Regions from separate parts of the Homo sapiens genome. Here region 1 is linked to region 2. A link is an interaction called in ENCODE POLR2A ChIA-PET data of the cell type or tissue named here. Cell type or tissue: IMR-90. All regions are shown on one strand. Each heading gives the region's core, and the rest is flanking DNA. Links, peaks and the distances in the headings are about the cores only. Region 1 has its middle 14 kb from the start of GSX2. Region 2 overlaps LOC100506444 (a long non-coding RNA gene).

Region 1 (8,339 bases), core at 229-8,228, 370 kb after region 2:
GCAATCTTCTCTCTGGAGGTGGATAAGACAGAACATTTTGCAAGCCCTTTAAGTCCTTCAGGAAACACAAACATCCTGTGATCTGTCACTCAGGATTCTGACTCAGACTGGGAATCTGAGCAATGCTCATGGCAATAAGCCAGGACCAGGCCCTAAACATCTGGCTGCTCCACTGTATGGATCTTTGGCATGTTAAATGTCAACAGACCTTGTGGATATAAAGTTGACTCAGTCAGAAAACATCTACGGTCTACATGGAAAAGAAAGTCTTTTGGAAAGAAAAGAAGGCAGGGTGTCTGAACCCTCCATCAGGATTTCCCTACTCCACTCTATTTCTATTAGATGAGAGGGATGAGGAAAGAGTACTCAGCCACCTTTTCAAGTCATCTGGTGGTCAGGGCTATTTGTAACTCTAATCTCATATTCATACCAGTCGTTTCTAAATCCAATCCCATATTTACACCAACCTGTCTTACAACCTTAATTTGGTTTCCCAGGTGTATTCCAGTTCCACTGTCAAATAGTAAGTACTGGATTATCCCTAGATAGACTCACCAAAAGATTATACAAGTCCTTAGAGGAGGGAAGTGAGACTGTAGAAGAGACTCAGCATCCAACAAATATATCACATAATATATTCAAACTACTCTAAGTACTACACCAAAACAATGACTTTCCTGACCACCATCCTAACCATGACACCAACCCTGGGTAATTTCATCTCATCATATTGCTTCAAATATTATATATGCTTTAAATAATATAGGCTGATGCCATTTTTATTTCTACTCTCACTTTCTTTTTTCTTTCTTTCTTTTTTTTTTTTTTTTTTTTTTTTTGAGACTGAGTCTTGCTCTATTGCCCAGGCTGGAGTGATCTCGGCTCACTGCAACCTCTGCCTCCCGGGTTTAAGCGATTCTCCTGCCTCAGCCAGCCAAGTAGCTGGGATTACAGGGATGTGCCACCTCACCCAGCTAATTTTGTATTTTTAGTAGAGACGGGGTTTCACTATGTTGGTCAGGCTGGTCTCGAACTCCTGACCTCAGGTGATCCACCCACCTCAGCCTCCCAAAGTGCTGGGATTACAGGCATGAGCCACCACGCCCAACTCCAATCTCAATTTCTGTTAAATTCAGATCCATATTTCCAACTGCTACTCTACATCAAAAATTTCCTCTTGGCTATTCTTATAGCACTTAAAACTCAAAATGTTTACAACCAATTTATCTTTTTTCTGTTCCATTCACTCTATCTACAGTCTCATCTGAAACAACAAAAAACTGCTTATCTTTCATCTGTAACCACTATATTTGTTAACACAATCATATTCAATACAGACACCTGAGCTAGAAACCCAAGTCCCCACTGACCCATTTGTCTTTCTGTACCCCTGTCCTATCTAATTAGTAACCAAGGCTCATTGGTGCTACCTTCCAAATTACTCTTGAATTTATTCTCTCCTCTCCATTCCCACCACTACTGATTAATGTGACACTTATCATTTCAAGTCTGGACTTTGGTACTGGACACTAACTGTCTCTGGTTTCTCTCTCTTCCAATCCCATCCTTTACAATGATTACAATATAATCATTTCAATTTTCTGCTTAGCATCCTTCAAAGACCATTCATCTTACTACAGAGGCCTTCATACTTCTTCACCTGCCACTCACACTCTTTGCTTTCTGCCACTAAGCAGCCCTTCCTGCTTCTGTCTCCTGCATGCAGCTTAATGCATATCCATCCTCTGGGCCTGTGCTCACTCTTGAAACTTTGGCCTAGAAGTCTCTTCTCCTGCTGTTGTTTTTACTCTGAGCATCTCCTAGAAATAGTTCAAGCCTCAGTCTCAGAGTCCATGATGCCAGCAGGAAGAAAGAACAGATCTCTCCTCCATGGTTCCACAGTTGTTGCATGCCACTATCACACACTTACTTGAATTCATTGATGGCTATGGTTAGGTGAGCCACTGTGCCCAGCCCGGGGTCTAGTCATCTTTGTAGCCCTAGTACCTAACATATGTAGGCACTCAGTAAATAATGGTGAATTAAACTAAATTGAATTTTAATAGCAACTGTCTCCTATTTCCAGAAGTTCCTCTAACAATATGATGCAGGCCTTATATTTAAAAGTAGCCATTATTCTGATAAGTTTTATATTTTGTTGACAGCTAAGTACACTAAGAGTCCTGTCTGGATAAGGGTCATTCTTTGGCCAATTTAAATGGAATTGTGATTATATTAGGCCCATATTGTTTGGAATCTAACTAACTTGTCTGATCTCAGAAAAATTACAAAAAAAAAAGAAAACACAGGTAAAAACCCCTCTCAAGGACAGCAATGACATAGTTAACTTTGGCTACCAATGCACCTTCTACATTCATAATTATTGTCACTGATGCTTTAGAGCACCCAGAATAGTGAAATAGTGTATAACTGAGACCTATTAAATTCTAACAGGCTAAGCACAGTGGCTTACACCTGTAATCCCAGTACGTTGGGAGGCCAGGGCAGACAGGTCACTTGAGGCCAGGAGTTTGAGACCAACCTGGCCAACATGGTAAAACCCCAGAAAGCAAAAAATTAGAGTATACTCAAAAAAGTATAAAAAATTAGTCAGGCGTGGTGGTGTATACCTGCAATCTCAGCTACTCGGGAGGCTGACACATGAGAACCACTTGAACTCAGGAGGCGAAGGTTGCAATGAGCCAAGGTTTCACCACTAAACTCCAGCCTGGGAGACACAGCCTTGCTCTGTCTCAAAAAAAAAAAAAAAAAAAAAATCAAACAGGTAGCATAGAGACAAAATCTGTGAAAAGCTAAACACTGAATTGATATAAATAAAGTGTTCTACTCCTTATCTCAAAATGTTAAAGTGCTATATTTTCCCCACTCACATAAAAAAGTAACAATTTATGTCATTCAAATGATAAAGAAATAACTCATTTATTTTATTAAATATGAATGTCCTTAAGGAACAAGTATTATCTTTAAAAACCTGTTCAGAATTGGTAATTTTATATTTACATCTATCTTCTGAATTATATTACCTTTTTACCACTTTTGTAGGTTACTATGATAAATTCTTGCCTTAACAACAGCTATTGATTTTAATTATTGAGATACCAATGATCTCGTAGGGGGATGCCAATTATTACGAAGTATCTGTGGAAGACAATGGTGCTGTGTATGCATACAGAATTAGGGACACTGTCTTGCTCAATCAATTTTCAGTCAATGAGCTCATCAGCTAAATCTGATGGACTGACAGAGAATCCAAACAGAGTAATACAATGACTAAGACAGTAGTTGGTTTGCCCAGAGCAGTCAGATGAGGAAGGGCATCGAGCCAAGTCCAGAGACTCAGGGCAGACTCCAAATGAGCTCTAGCTAACAACAAGACAATATCTCTTGTTTTCAACCCTGTGTAAATTATAAAAACAAGAGGATGTGGCCATTATGGTGTGTTTCCCAAAAACTGTTCATGTAGCTGTGATGTGAGCAGCTAAAGAATTCCACAGGCCGACAGTGGAGGGAGAACCTTAGCCCTAATCTCAGGGCCACTGGATTTAGAAGCATCCACAGTAAATCCAGTAACTTATTAGTTTTCCTCATTTAGCCAGGAGGTCTGGAAAGGGAACTTGTCTCCCACCAAAAACAAAATGATACTTTGATTGCAAGTCTAAATCCAGGATCTGATTTTGGCAAGTCGTTTAACCTCTCAATATCTTATTGTGGAAATAACAGTTAAAAAAAAAACAAAAAGTCCTATCTAGCTTAAATAATTGTGCTAACCCAAGGACATAACTGGTTAGAGTCTTTATAAACTGCAGTCCTGTATACAGGTAAAATAGAATGGTGAGGAAGCATCCACCTAGAACACTGACATTCTTCTTTCAATCCTTCATAAATTATTGAGCATCTCCTCTGCCAGGTTCTGCTTTATATGCTTAGGAAAGCATGTAAACAAGATAGCTTAGATCTCATTCATTTTGAAGCTTCCACTAGGCCTTTGATTCATGTGCAACCAGCTTGCAAAATGCTGGTCATACACAAGTTTTGGGCTCTGCCCTCAAGCAGAGGGGCATGGAGAAGATTATGAGACAGATGATGATAGTAATAAGATGATGCATTGAAATCAGTGCAAATCCATTTCATCTCCATCCCAACCTCACCCTTTTACTGCACCATTGAGTTTGGGGTTTGGTTTAGGAGGTCCTGGATGTAAATTCACCCTCTCTTTGAAATAATAATGGCCCTCTTCTCATAGGGTGGTTGTTCTCAATGAACCCAGTAGACATAAATATCCTGCAGGAGCTTCCATTCTAGCAGGGAGATTCAGACGATAAACATAAACAGAAGATATTATGTAGCATATAGTTGGAAAGTGATGACTGCTATGGGAGAAAAAAATAGAGCATGGAAAAGGGATTGGGAGTGCAGAAGGCACAGTAGCAGCTTTGATATTTTAAAAAGAGTGAGAAAGCGGCAGCTAGAAAGATCTGGATTCTCATTTCAGGTCACCATTCAGAAAAGCTAAGTTTGCTGTACAGTAAGGCTCAGGAGATCTGATCCTGATTGTAGAAACCTCTGATTACAGAATCTTGGATTGTATCTCCCACTGTATCCTCCTAGACCATCCTGCAAGATCTATAAGAGTCCTTTTGGGAAATCCCTAGGAGTTCTTGGAAAGAAGAAAGATTGTTGGTTGGAATAAAAAGGGTTGAATGAGTTCCAGAAAGCCGGGTTCTCAATCTCATGGACAACAATCTGCAGAAGAAGACAACTTCAAAAAACCAACTAGAAGCAACATGCAGAGATGAGAGGGGCCTCCTCAGGAAAGAAGGCAGCTGGTCCACAGCAGAAAAATCTTGAACCACCTCTCTCAGGAAGATGTGGGGTCGCTCTGCAGAGAACTTCTTAGCTTCAGGATCCGTGAGGAAGACCAGAAAGAACAAACAGAGGACTCCTGGAAACAGATATGGGGGCAGTACCAGCAAAGCACCTCAGACCCCAGGGAAGGAAAGAGCCTGGGCAGACCTCACTGTTGAAAGCGAGGACGCATTTAAGAACAGAATGGAAGTTAAAGTGAAGATGCCTGAAGAATCGAAACCATGGCTTGCTGGGGACTGGAACTTAGTTACCAAGCAGAAGCAGCTGTTTTAACTCCCTGCTAAGCAAAATGTAGATGCAATTCTAAAGGAGTATGCAAATTGTAAAACATCGCAGGGAAACGTCGATAATAAGGCATAGGCAGTTAATGAAATTGTGACAAGAATAAAAGAATATTTCGACGTGATGTTAGGCACTCAGCTGCTCTACAAATTTGAGAGGCCCCTGTATGCAGAAATCCTCTTGGCTCACCCTGATGCTCCTGTGTCCCAGGTTTAAGGGGCACACACCTACTGAGGTTATTTGTAAGAATAGGAGAAATGTTGGCCTATATATCCCTTGATGAGAAGAGCCTTGCGTTATTGTTGGGCCATTTGCATGATTTCCTAAAATATCTGGCAAAGAATTCTGCATCTCTTTTTACTGGCGGTGATTACAAAGTAGCTTCTGCTAAGTACCACCACAAAGCCCTGTGCTGGTCTACAGACCATTCACTGTTATTTCCCTGAGATCTGGAAACACTTTTTGTTCTTAGTCTTTTTCTTGTAAAATGGATATTCTTTAACATTGTTAATGTAAAACAGGGCTTATGTTTCAGTTTGTTTTCTGTTCTGTTTTAAACAGAAAATAAAAGGAGTGTAAGCTCCTTTTCTCATTTCAAAGTTGCTACCAGGGTATGCAGTAATTAGAACAAAGAAGAAATATTCAGTGGAACATTTTATTGCCTAGTTGACAACATTGCTTGAATGCTGGTGGTTCTACCCCTTTGACACTACACAATTTTCTAATATGTGTTAATGCTACATGACAAAATGCCCTGACTCCTAGTGCCAAACATTCAATTTGATATATATACCCAAAAACCCATGCATTTGTTCTCTTTTTTTTAATGATGCTTGAAGTAAAACAGCCCATCCTCTGCAAATCCGTCTATGTTGTTCCTTAGGCATTCTGTCTTTGCGCAAATTGTTGAAGGGTGGTCGTTTGTTTCATGGTTTTTGCATTTGAGTCTAATGCATGTTGTAACGTGATAGAGGCAATGCATTATTGTGTAAGCCACAGTTTTCTGAAAAAGTTGATATTTTAGGAATTACATTTCAGATCTTAAATAAAATTTGTTTCTAAATTTCAAAGCAAAAAAGAAAAAAGACAGTAAGAAAGTGTCTTTGGAGGAAAGACCTAAAGGTGAGGAAGTAAGACGTGTGAGCTTGTAGGGGAAGAGTTCTCAACAGAGGGGAAGGCTAGAGAGGGCCAGACCAGCAAGGAAAACAGAGGGAGCAAGTAGGCCAGTGGTTGGAGTGGTCAGAGACAGCCATGGTGGCATCATGGAGGGCCTTTTGTTCTTGGTCTGACCTGATCAGACTTCTATTTCAAAACGATCCTTCTGGCTGCTCTGTTGAGAACAGATTGTAGAGGCAAGTATAGGAAGAATGAACCCAGTCATCCCTATGCAGTGGTGATGGCTTGGACCCGTGCGATAGTAGTTGGAGTGTTAAGAAGTGGTCAGTTTCCAGTTACATTTGAAGTTAAAGCCTTCAGGACTTCATGATGGGTTAAATGTACAGGATTAGAGAAAGAGCAAGAGAGGAGTCACAGAAGATTCAAAGGATTTGGGCAAGAGCCACCAGAAGATGGAGGTGCCAGCAACAGAGACCTGAGGGTAATGCAGGAACCTGGAACTCCTGTACCTTCTCTTCTCCTAGTTTCCAGGGCATCTTCCTGCAAGTGTATAAAACTGTAGGTAGAGGAACAAAGCTGATATGGTCCTATTTGGTGACTGTAGGAGAGACTGACCACTAAGACCATTTCATCCCTTGAGACCTCAGTCTCCCTACTTATAACATGAGATAGGTCAGTTACATAAGGACAGAATTCCTTTCTTGCTGTTAAATTCAAGAACCTAGATCTGCAATCGGTTCTCCAATCTTTCAAGCCTTCTTTTTGATTTTTTTTCCTTGGGAAAACATCTCAATAATGAAATCCAATCTTTAAAAATTTTGGTTTTAAACAAAATTATATTGTGATCAGCTTGAGCCTAGGAGTTCAAGGCTACAGTGAGCTATGATCCCACCACCACATTCCATATATATATATATATATATATACACACACATATATAGTGATCAAAATATTTGATCAAAATATCAAAAAATGTTTTTAATAAGTCAGCTTCTCTAAAATAAAAATAAGTATGTCTTGCAATTGTTTATACAATACCTTGTTCCAGGGAGGTACATGGCTAATCAGGAAACATATTTCCTATGTTGTATTTAATCAGAAATTTTGCTCACAAGGTTAAATTACAGCATTCATTTTGTGCCACTGTGAAAATATTCCCTTCCATTTTAACAGGACTAAAAATGCTTCCAAAGCTGCCTAAAAGAATATTCAGCTCCTATAGGTTCTTGCTGCATTTTTATTTCCCTTGGTAACAGTACTTTTGATAACATTGGTGGAAGAAAAGAAGTCATAGTAAAGGATGAAGATGGAGTATCTGATACTATAACACTAGCCTGATGCTAGAGGAGAATGTAATACAGGCTGAATATTGAAAATTTGCAACTTATTGAGCACCAACATGACATCACAAGTGGAAAATTCCACACAGAAGTACTTAAAACATATTGCTTCATGCAAAAAATCATTTAAAATATTGTATAAAAAACTTTTAGGCTATGTACACTGAATAAGCTGTATGTGAAATATAAATGAATTTTGTGTTTAGACTAGGGTCCTCTTCCAAGATATCTCATTATATACATGCAAATGTTCCAAAACCATAAAAAATCCAAAATCTTCAGACACATCTGGTCCCAAGCATTTCTAATGAAGGATACTCAATCTGTATAAATTATACACAATTTAATTATTTTATTTTATATATATATATTTTTTAGATGAAGTTTTGCTCTATGGCCCAGGCTGAAGTGCAGTGGTGCAATCTCGGCTCACTGCAACCTCCACCTCTCAGGTTCAAGAATTCTCCTGTCTCAGCCTCCCAAGTAGCTGCGGCTACAGGCGTGTACCACCACGCTGGCTAATTTTTGTATTTTTAGTAGAGATGGGGTTTCACTATATTGGCCAGGCTGGTCTCGAACTTCTAGCCTCAAGTAATCTGCCTGCCTCGGCCTGCCAAAGTGCTAGGATTATTGACATGAGCCACCACAACCGGCCTAATTTAACCTAAATCCAGAAATAATCCCTTAAATTTTGTAGCTCACAAACGCATCCTC
Region 2 (8,339 bases), core at 229-8,228:
TTTGTTCAGCTCTCATACTGTAAACAAGTGTCTATAATCAAGTGATTGATTTAGTGCCATGTTTTTTGCATTTCTGCCTTTTTTTGGGTAATTTCACTGTTAAAATGACCCCCACATGTAGAGCCACAGTACTCTCTAGCTTTCCTAAGTGCAGGAAAGCTGTGATGTGCCTTAGGGAGAACCTACATGTATTAGACACTCTTCCTTCAGGCATAGTTACAGTGTGATATTGGTCATGAGTTCAATGCCACTGAGTCAACAATATGTATTAAATAAGGTGTCTTTAAATGGAAACACATATAAAGAAGGTCATGTATTGACTGACTGATGAAAATGTTATGACCAGAGGCTCACAGGTATCTAACCCTGTATTTCACCTGGGAGCAATGGTTCAGTATTTGCTAATTCAGTATTTGCAGAGATGTTATAGAATATAACTAGTGTGAATAATGAGAACTGACCATGAATAGATGTCGAGGTGCTTTTGGTGGCACATGGAGATGTGCCACCCGGATCTCCTTTCAAGGAGGGCCTTGCTGAAGCCATGGGGAATGTGGTCAGCAGACTGCCTCCGGCTGGAAGCTCCTTCAGGGTCCACCTCAACTGCAGAGAGCCACCCTGCCCGAGGCCATGTCCTTCTCTGATGGTGGAACCTCTAATGGGGTCCCAATCCTTCCTCTTGCTCCAGACCCCCATTCCATCTCATTATATTGGCTGAGGCTTTGTCAGGCCTGCACAGCAGTTTGATTTCTCCTTCTGCTCAATCCTACTTCCTTCCTGTTTCCTCTGCAGTGCTAGTCCCTAATGAACATCCTATATCCCAACCTTCATTTCAGCTTCCATTTCTGAAGAAGCTAACCCATTATAGTGGTTCACAGATGTGGCAAAATATAGAGAAACATTTTGCTAAGATCCTCCCTCATTCCTCTCCTGCCCTCCACAGATATCAGCTTCCTTGCTCTCAACTTCTTGGTTCTGGACTCTTGGGTTATATCCAAATTCAGACACCCACCCCCAGCCCAGGGTCACTGCTGAAGGCTGTGAAGTCTGAGTCCTGCTCAAGGACCCATTTGAGGAGCTGAACTGAAATCCAGCCTGTGCTCCACTCATTAATTCATGGGTCCTGGTGAGGGATGTGCTGCCTGAGAGAAAGCCTGCTGGTCCTAACTGGCTCCCAGCAGCTGTGTGGCTAGCTGTGGCCATGGCTGTCTCTGCTCTGCCATCCCCCTGTGGCGTGGATCCCCACTTCCCGCTCCTACCCTCTGGACCCCTGCTCTCCTGAGCAGTGTTGGCCTTTGTCGTTGTTGCCTCTTGCCACTGCACCTTCCATTGTTTGGACTCTTCATTTGGGCCTTCTCATCTTTTCTGCCCCCAAGAGGAGGTGATCTGAGCTAAGCACAAAAACATTTCAATTTCTAAGCCTTTGGAAAGGTTTTCCCTTCAGATAGAGTGCTCGTACCAGAAAGCACCCACTAGAGAGAGCTCACATTTTCACTCCCTCCCAACCTCTCTGAATCATGTGTGTCTTCTGGACACTAAAATAAAGACTGTGCAACCTCTTGCCGGAATGTGCCTCCAAAGATCTGAGAGAAATTTGTAAAAACAATAGCTAATGTTTACTGGGACTTACTACATGCCAAACACTCTGCCAAGTGCTTTGTTTTTTTTTTCAGCTATAAATATTTTTTGTTTCTATAGCATTTAAGAGAAGCCTATAAAAAGTTGTTGTTAAATCAAATTTAAGAAAATTTTACATGGAAATTTTACTGAATCCTCATAGGATCCATAAGAGGTTGGTACTCACATTCCCATTTAACAAGTGAGGAAACACAGGCTTAGAGAGGTTAAGTAATTTGCCTCACACCTTGAATTCAGCAGAGTGGGGTTTCAGGTGTGCTTTCGTCTGACTCCGGCACTGAGTAAGCACTGTGCTTACTTCTGTGATAGTGAAGGTCACAGAAAAGCCGGGCTCAGCCTGAGACAAAGGCTACTGCTGCCAGAAACAGCAGGAAAGACGGTGAGAGCCAGGCTGATGAACAGGCCTCCCTTTAACTCAAGTTCAAAATCACAGTGGGATGAAAATCTGAGCATTTGAGGTTGGTTGGCTTCATTTTAACCATGTGCCTAAAAATTTGTCATCATTTAAAGACCATTTCCTCTGCACCTGCATCCAAAATGCATCCAGGGTCCAGTGTTTTAAGGAAGAATTACTCAGATGCTCTGTTTTGCTTCTTCACAATCCATGCATTCCACTTCTAATCACGTCGAATTTGTGGAGATAATGGCCTCGAGGGATTGGGAGGATGAAAATCAGGAGAAGTGAAGCTGATTTCTCCTTGACCATGTGGCTTCTTGAAATTTCAGGGTAGGCATTAAAAGAAGTGGTTGGTCGAGATTAAAGACTGAACTGTGCATCTTAGCTGTAATTTATGTCATTTCATCTGGGAGAAACATAAAAATCAACAGCTTTTAATGAATCTCTGCTTGGATGTTTTGTCACTCCTCAAAGAGTCTTTAGAAACACATTGAATCCCATGCCCAGATTATTAGGATTGAACCTTGCTGTGAGGGTATAGTGATGAGCAACATGGCTCTTATATTTCTCCAATGTTTGTCAAGACCAGTTTTTGTGAAAAAATGATTTATTAATTATTATATTAATAATCTGATGTATTAGCCCATCAATGAGTGACCTAGACAGGGATGTCGGTGGCATTCCAAGTGTCAGCCAGACACCCCACGCTTTCTATTTGCCCATCCGGTATGCTGGGTGCTACAGCTCTGGGGTCATTCTCCTTAGAGATCTTGGAATTCTTGAGGCCTTACATTTCTAGCTGCCACTCACTTCTCCTCAGCTTGCAGACATGGCCATGCTGCATTTCACTGACCCATTGCATACGAGTCCAGCCCCTGGGGAATTGCCTTAACTCTCAAGCATCTTAGGAATACACTTTTTCCTGTTTTAAAGAAGACCCTGGAAAGGGCAACAAAAACAGAACTCATCTCTAAGAATGCTGGCAGTGGATCCTGGAGGTTAACATCACAAGCTTTGGAGTCAAGCAGGCCTGGATTGAAATCCTTCCTCAATCACTTACTAGCTGTTTGGCCTTGGATGAGTTACTTGACTTCTCTATAAACGTCAATTCCCCGTCTGTAAAATGGATATAATTGTATATGTCTCGTTCTACTGTTGTGAGGATGGAGTGAGATTATGCATGGAAAGCACTTCAGCATTGAGAAGCACTCCAAATATGATAACTGTTAGTGTTATCAGAAGAGAAATTCAACATATCAGCAAAAACTCCCATCTACAATCTTAAAAACATTGTTAAGTGAAAGAAGCCAGACACAAAAGGCCACATGTTGTATAATCCCTTATATATGAATGTCAAGAGTAGGCAAATCTCTAGGGACAGAAAATAGATTAGCAATTGCCTAAGGCTGGAGAGTTGGAGGGGAATGGGGAGTGACTGCTAGTGGTTATGGTGTTTCTTTTAGGAGTGATTGCAATGTTCTGGAAATAGATAACAGTGATGGTTGTACAAATTTGTGAATACACTAAAAACCACTGAATTGTACACTTTTAAAGAATGTGTTTTATATATGTGAATTATATCTTTTAAAAAGTTATATTTAAAAAAGAACTATGTACGATGCAGCTAAAACCAGAGACTTTTTAAAGCTAATTTGTTTCCTGGAATCTCTCTACCTCTCCAAGCCTGGAAGAAGGATTAACTGTCATCTCACTGGAAGACTGTGTCTCTTTCTAGGTAAATCATTTGTTATATGATGACTGCACAGTAAATGTCAACCCATTGCAATTTTGGCATTTGTGGGGATCAGTAACATGCAGTTCTCTTGGCATTCTACGAGGGACTGCTAAACAGCCTGGATTTATGAGCATGAAGAGCCAGCCTACCATGCCTAAATCAGAGCTTCTCTGCATCTTGGTTCATTTGGCAGATGTTCCAGGTGATAAGTGAGATGTTTTCCTCCATTTAAAGTGAAAAAACCGAGGCAAGGAACAGAAAAAAAGAGTCTATTGGATTAACTGTGACTCTTTTGATGTATCATAGCCATTGGTTCTAACTGAAGGTGTGTGTGTGTGTGTGTGCACGTGTGTGTGTGTGTATGTGTTGGGGGAATGAGTAGGGTAGCTTTGCTAAAAGGGAAGAGGGAAGGAGATGTAGATGAGTCAGTGCCTACTGCAAAACTGGAGTGGATTAATTCTGGAATTTCATTGAGCATATTCAAAGCTTCCAAAGTATAATTTTAAAAACGTGTTTTCAGATTCACATCTCAGACAGAGTTGTCAGCGCTGCTTAGGAACAATTTCTTTTGGTGTGAGTAAGGTTACAAGATTTTGATAAAAATATTATTTCTTCATGTTTGGAATGTCTAAACAGATTTGTGGTTTTTCATTTTGCTTTAAAACATGATTAAATGTGCTTTAAAAAAATCAAAGCCTTCTGTCTGGGTTTTGAATCTCTTCCAGATTTATAGCTGCTTAATATTATATATGTCATGCCGATTTTCTTTTGGTTCAATCATGTCAATTGAGATTCTTTCAAAGAAAAAAAGGCTTATTAAAAAAGGAATTGTTTGTCCACCACATTAAGACTTTAAGAAATTTATCAAGATATTGATCAAGAACATTTTATTTTTAAAATTCTTTGCTGGAGCTGCTAGGCGGAGTAGATACCCAGAAGGAGAAGCTGAGGGAGATCTCAGGGCAGGCAGAGAATCAAAGTGAAAGTCAATTTGAGTAAGTTTTCCTTGGGCTAGCGTGCACACACTGGACTCTTTAATTACCTTTGTTTTTATGGAGAATGTACTCTCCAATGGGACTTAGTTGAGAGTGAAGGTAGTACATGTTGTGCTCTGTACTAAGAATCTTTGAGAGACTAAGCAGGAGAAGAGAAAATGCTCCCATATAGATGACCTGAACACTTAACAAGCAGTAAATAACAACAGCTACACGTATTGTCCATTTACTATGTTCTTGCACTCAGCTGGGAATTTCATTATTTTCCATAAAGCCCAATGATATTAGTGTGATTGTATCCATTTTAGAGATGAAGAAACTGATGGTCTAGAAGGTTAAATAACTGGGCCCAAGGTCAAGTAAGGGCATGGTTTATCTAAACTTTGAATCAGATCTGTTTGGTTCTTGCTTTTGACTACATCAAAAACCTGACAGATGGTCTTGCAATTGGAAACTGGGTTAATATCCTACTTCTAAAATCTTCTACTGCTTAGTTTCCCTATTCTTAGAGGAGGTCTTTTTTTGGAAGCCTAGTAAACTGCTCCTCCTAATGCCTTTCACTCATGAGTGATGCAGCTGCCCAAATCAGAAACTTGAAAGTTATTCCAATGCTCCCGTTTTCTCAGCCAGCACATGGATAAATCAAGTTCTAGAGATTCCACTCCTTCTATTTCCCTGCAATCCACCTTCTCTAGCTCTGCATCCATGATTGCAGTTCAGAGTGTGCCATTTTGCAGTGCTACTTATAGCAGCCTCTTAATTGGCATCTCTGCCTCCAGTCTTGCCCCCTCCAGTTCACTTCCCAAGAATGCTTTCATTCCCAACAGTGATTTTTCAAAAAAAAAAAAAAAAAGTGTAAGCAATCCTGTTCATTCACTACTAAAAAATGTTCACTCTCTTTTCATTACTTCAGGATGAAGTTCAAGTTTCCTAAGATTCCTTATAATGACTTCACTGATTTGGTTTTATCCTTCCAGCCTCATTTATTATATAACACTCTCTGGATCAGGAGTAGACTTGGTTACAAGTGACAGAAAAATGAAAATAACAGTGGCATAAACTACTAGAAAGCTGATTCTTTTCCTTTACATATGGGTGGTATCATTCAGTCATCCAGAATCCAAGTTCTTTCTAGATTATTTTTCCACTTCCTTAGCCATGTAGCTTCTGTGTCATTGGCTGGGGTGGCTGCTGGAAATTGAGCTCTCAGATCCCCATGTTAACCCGTGGAACAAAGGGAGGACCAAAGAAAGTCATGCCCTTCCCTTTTTGATGGTGTCCAAGAAGTTCCACTTAGGAACTCCCATTTCGTTTCCATGTAACTTGGTCACATGGACACATCTGTTGCAAAAGAGATTGGGAAATGTAGTTATTGTTTTTGTCAACCATTTGTCCAAAAACAAATTGGGGATCCTATTCTCAAGGAAACAGTGGATAAAATAAACTGAGGACAACTAACAGTCTCTGATACTTCCACTCTCAGCTGTTTGCAGTGGCCTGTAGTGAAGTGGCTCTTTCTGCCCTTGCTGTGCGTCTCACTCCAGGACCTCCTGAAGAGCGCTGATCCTGCACTATACATGTGGTTCTTCTCCTATGCCTCCCGACTTGTCAGAGAATTTCTTGAGGACATGGATGACTGTCTGGCAGCGACAGTTCCAGGTTTTTATTTTTGTTTCTTTAAATAGAGCCTTCTGTTTAGCTTAAATGTGGAAACATAACCATAGACGTCTGAGAATGTGAACACAGGTTATAATTCTGCGCAAGAAACATGCATTGCAAGAGTCCCCCAACTGCTGAGTCAGAGGTCTGTTTGAGGAGGCGATAGTTGAGTTAAGGTCAGCATTAGGAAAAGGAGCAAGCCACATAACAATCTGGAGGAAGAGCCTTCTTGATAGAGAATTCATTAGGACAAAGGCCTTGAGGCAGGAAAAGCCTTTGCATTTTCAGGGCAGAAGGAAGCACTGTGGCTAGAGGCTGCAAGTGAGAGAGAGAGTGGAAGTGTGGTAGAGATGGTGGGGACAGACAGCGCATAAAGGCAGCACAGGGTGGAAGTTACAAGTACCAGCTCTGGGACAGAGCAGTTGGATGACTCATGGTTCTACCACTTGCTAGCTGGAGATCTGAGTAAGGCACTTAGTCTCCCTGTGCCTTAGTTTTCCCATCTGTAAAATGGTTATAGACTAGTATGAAGATCATAGACTGGTTGTTAGATTTCAATGAGTTAACACATACAAAGCCCTTAGAACAGCACCTGGGATGTGGTGAACACTCAATAGATCCTTGGCACCTACATTCTTGACCCTGCTGATGTGCGTCTAGATTCTTGCTATGCCTGTCTTTCCAATATTGTACACCCAAACCTGGGCTCCTATTATCTTCCTGCTCTCTGCATTTAATTAGTTGCTTTCTCAGTGAGGGTTGGGTTTGACTGCATGTAACAGAAAAGTCAGAATGTATCAGGTTTTATGTGTAAACACATAAAACCAATTTTTTCTTTCAAGTAGAAATCCTGAGGCAAGCAGGCCACTCAGGGCTGAAATGGTGCCCTGTGCACCTTAGAGACCCCTAGTCCCTCCATCTTACTTTTTAAAAAATCATCTTCAACTTTTGGCTTAAGATAATTGCTGAAGTTTCAGCCATTTTGTCCACATCTCAGAATGATAAAAACAGAAGGATGGAAGAACAAAAAGGCATATCTGTTTTAAAAACTTTTCCTGAAGCCCCATCCTACAATCTTTCGCCATCACATTGGACAGAATTATTTATTTACATGACCAAACTTAGCTATAAGAAAGGCTGGCAAATGTAGTTTTCTTTTCCAGCCTAACACATTGCAGTTCAGTTACTAAGAAAAAAGAGGAGGCTGGGTGCAATGGCTCACACCTGTAATCCCAGCACTGTGAGAGGCCACTGTGGATTACCTGAGGTCAGGAGTTCAGGACCAGGCTGGCCAACATGGTGAAACCCTGCCTCTACTAAAAATACAAAAATTAGCCAGGCATGGTGGCGAGCACCTGTAATCTCAGCTACTTGGGAGGCTGAGGCAGGCAGGAGAATGGCTTGAACCTAGAAGGCAGAGGTTGCAGTGAGCTGAGATCCTGCCACTGCACTCCAGCCTGGATGACAGAGCGAGATACCGTCTCAAAAAAAAAAAAAAAAAAAAAAGAAAGAAAGAAAGAAAGAAAGAAGAGGAAAATGTTTGTTGGAAGAGGCCCATCTCCTTTCTTGTTGCCTAAATTCTAAACCAGACTCTCATTCTTTGTCTCCTCAGCCACTTCCAATGAGCTTTCTGCCTAAAGAATTTTCATCTTCAACACATTTTACACATAATGTGCTGTGGTTTGAATATGTGTGCCCCTGAAAAATTTATACATTTAAACCTAATCTCCAATGAGATACTGTTATGAAGTGGGGCTTTTGGGGAAATGATTAAGTCATGAGGTTAGAGCCCTCATGAATGGGATTATTGCCTTATAAAAAGAAAACTGAGGGAGCTTATTTGCCCCTTCTGCTACGTGAGGACACATAGAAGGCGTTATCTATAAGGAATAGGCCCTGACCAGACACTAAATCT

The links. Peaks named below come from ENCODE experiments on the same cell type or tissue, not always from the same donor. Only the 100,000 strongest peaks of a DNase experiment are listed, where the experiment ranks them.
Region 1: POLR2A ChIA-PET joins it to region 2 with 10 read pairs; 2 of 35 experiments call an interaction of 5 or more read pairs at or near these places.

The regions. Positions count from the first base shown.
Region 1 is chr4:54,082,205-54,090,543 of GRCh38, forward strand. It overlaps a transcript of CHIC2 not described here and the pseudogene MORF4L2P1. Among named protein-coding and RNA genes, the nearest start is that of GSX2, 14 kb to the right of the region's middle. In IMR-90, for the core only: no CTCF peak of the experiment used is centred there; a DNase peak (open chromatin) is centred at 3,297; H3K27ac peaks cover 501 bases.
Region 2 is chr4:53,710,584-53,718,922 of GRCh38, forward strand. It overlaps LOC100506444 (a long non-coding RNA gene), which reads left to right. Exons shown (of 3, transcript NR_125918.1): 2 at 6,249-6,424. Among named protein-coding and RNA genes, the nearest start is that of LNX1-AS2, 120 kb to the left of the region's middle. RefSeq lists an enhancer at 8,146-8,339. In IMR-90, for the core only: no CTCF peak of the experiment used is centred there; DNase peaks (open chromatin) are centred at 4,188 and 6,548; H3K27ac peaks cover 1,129 bases.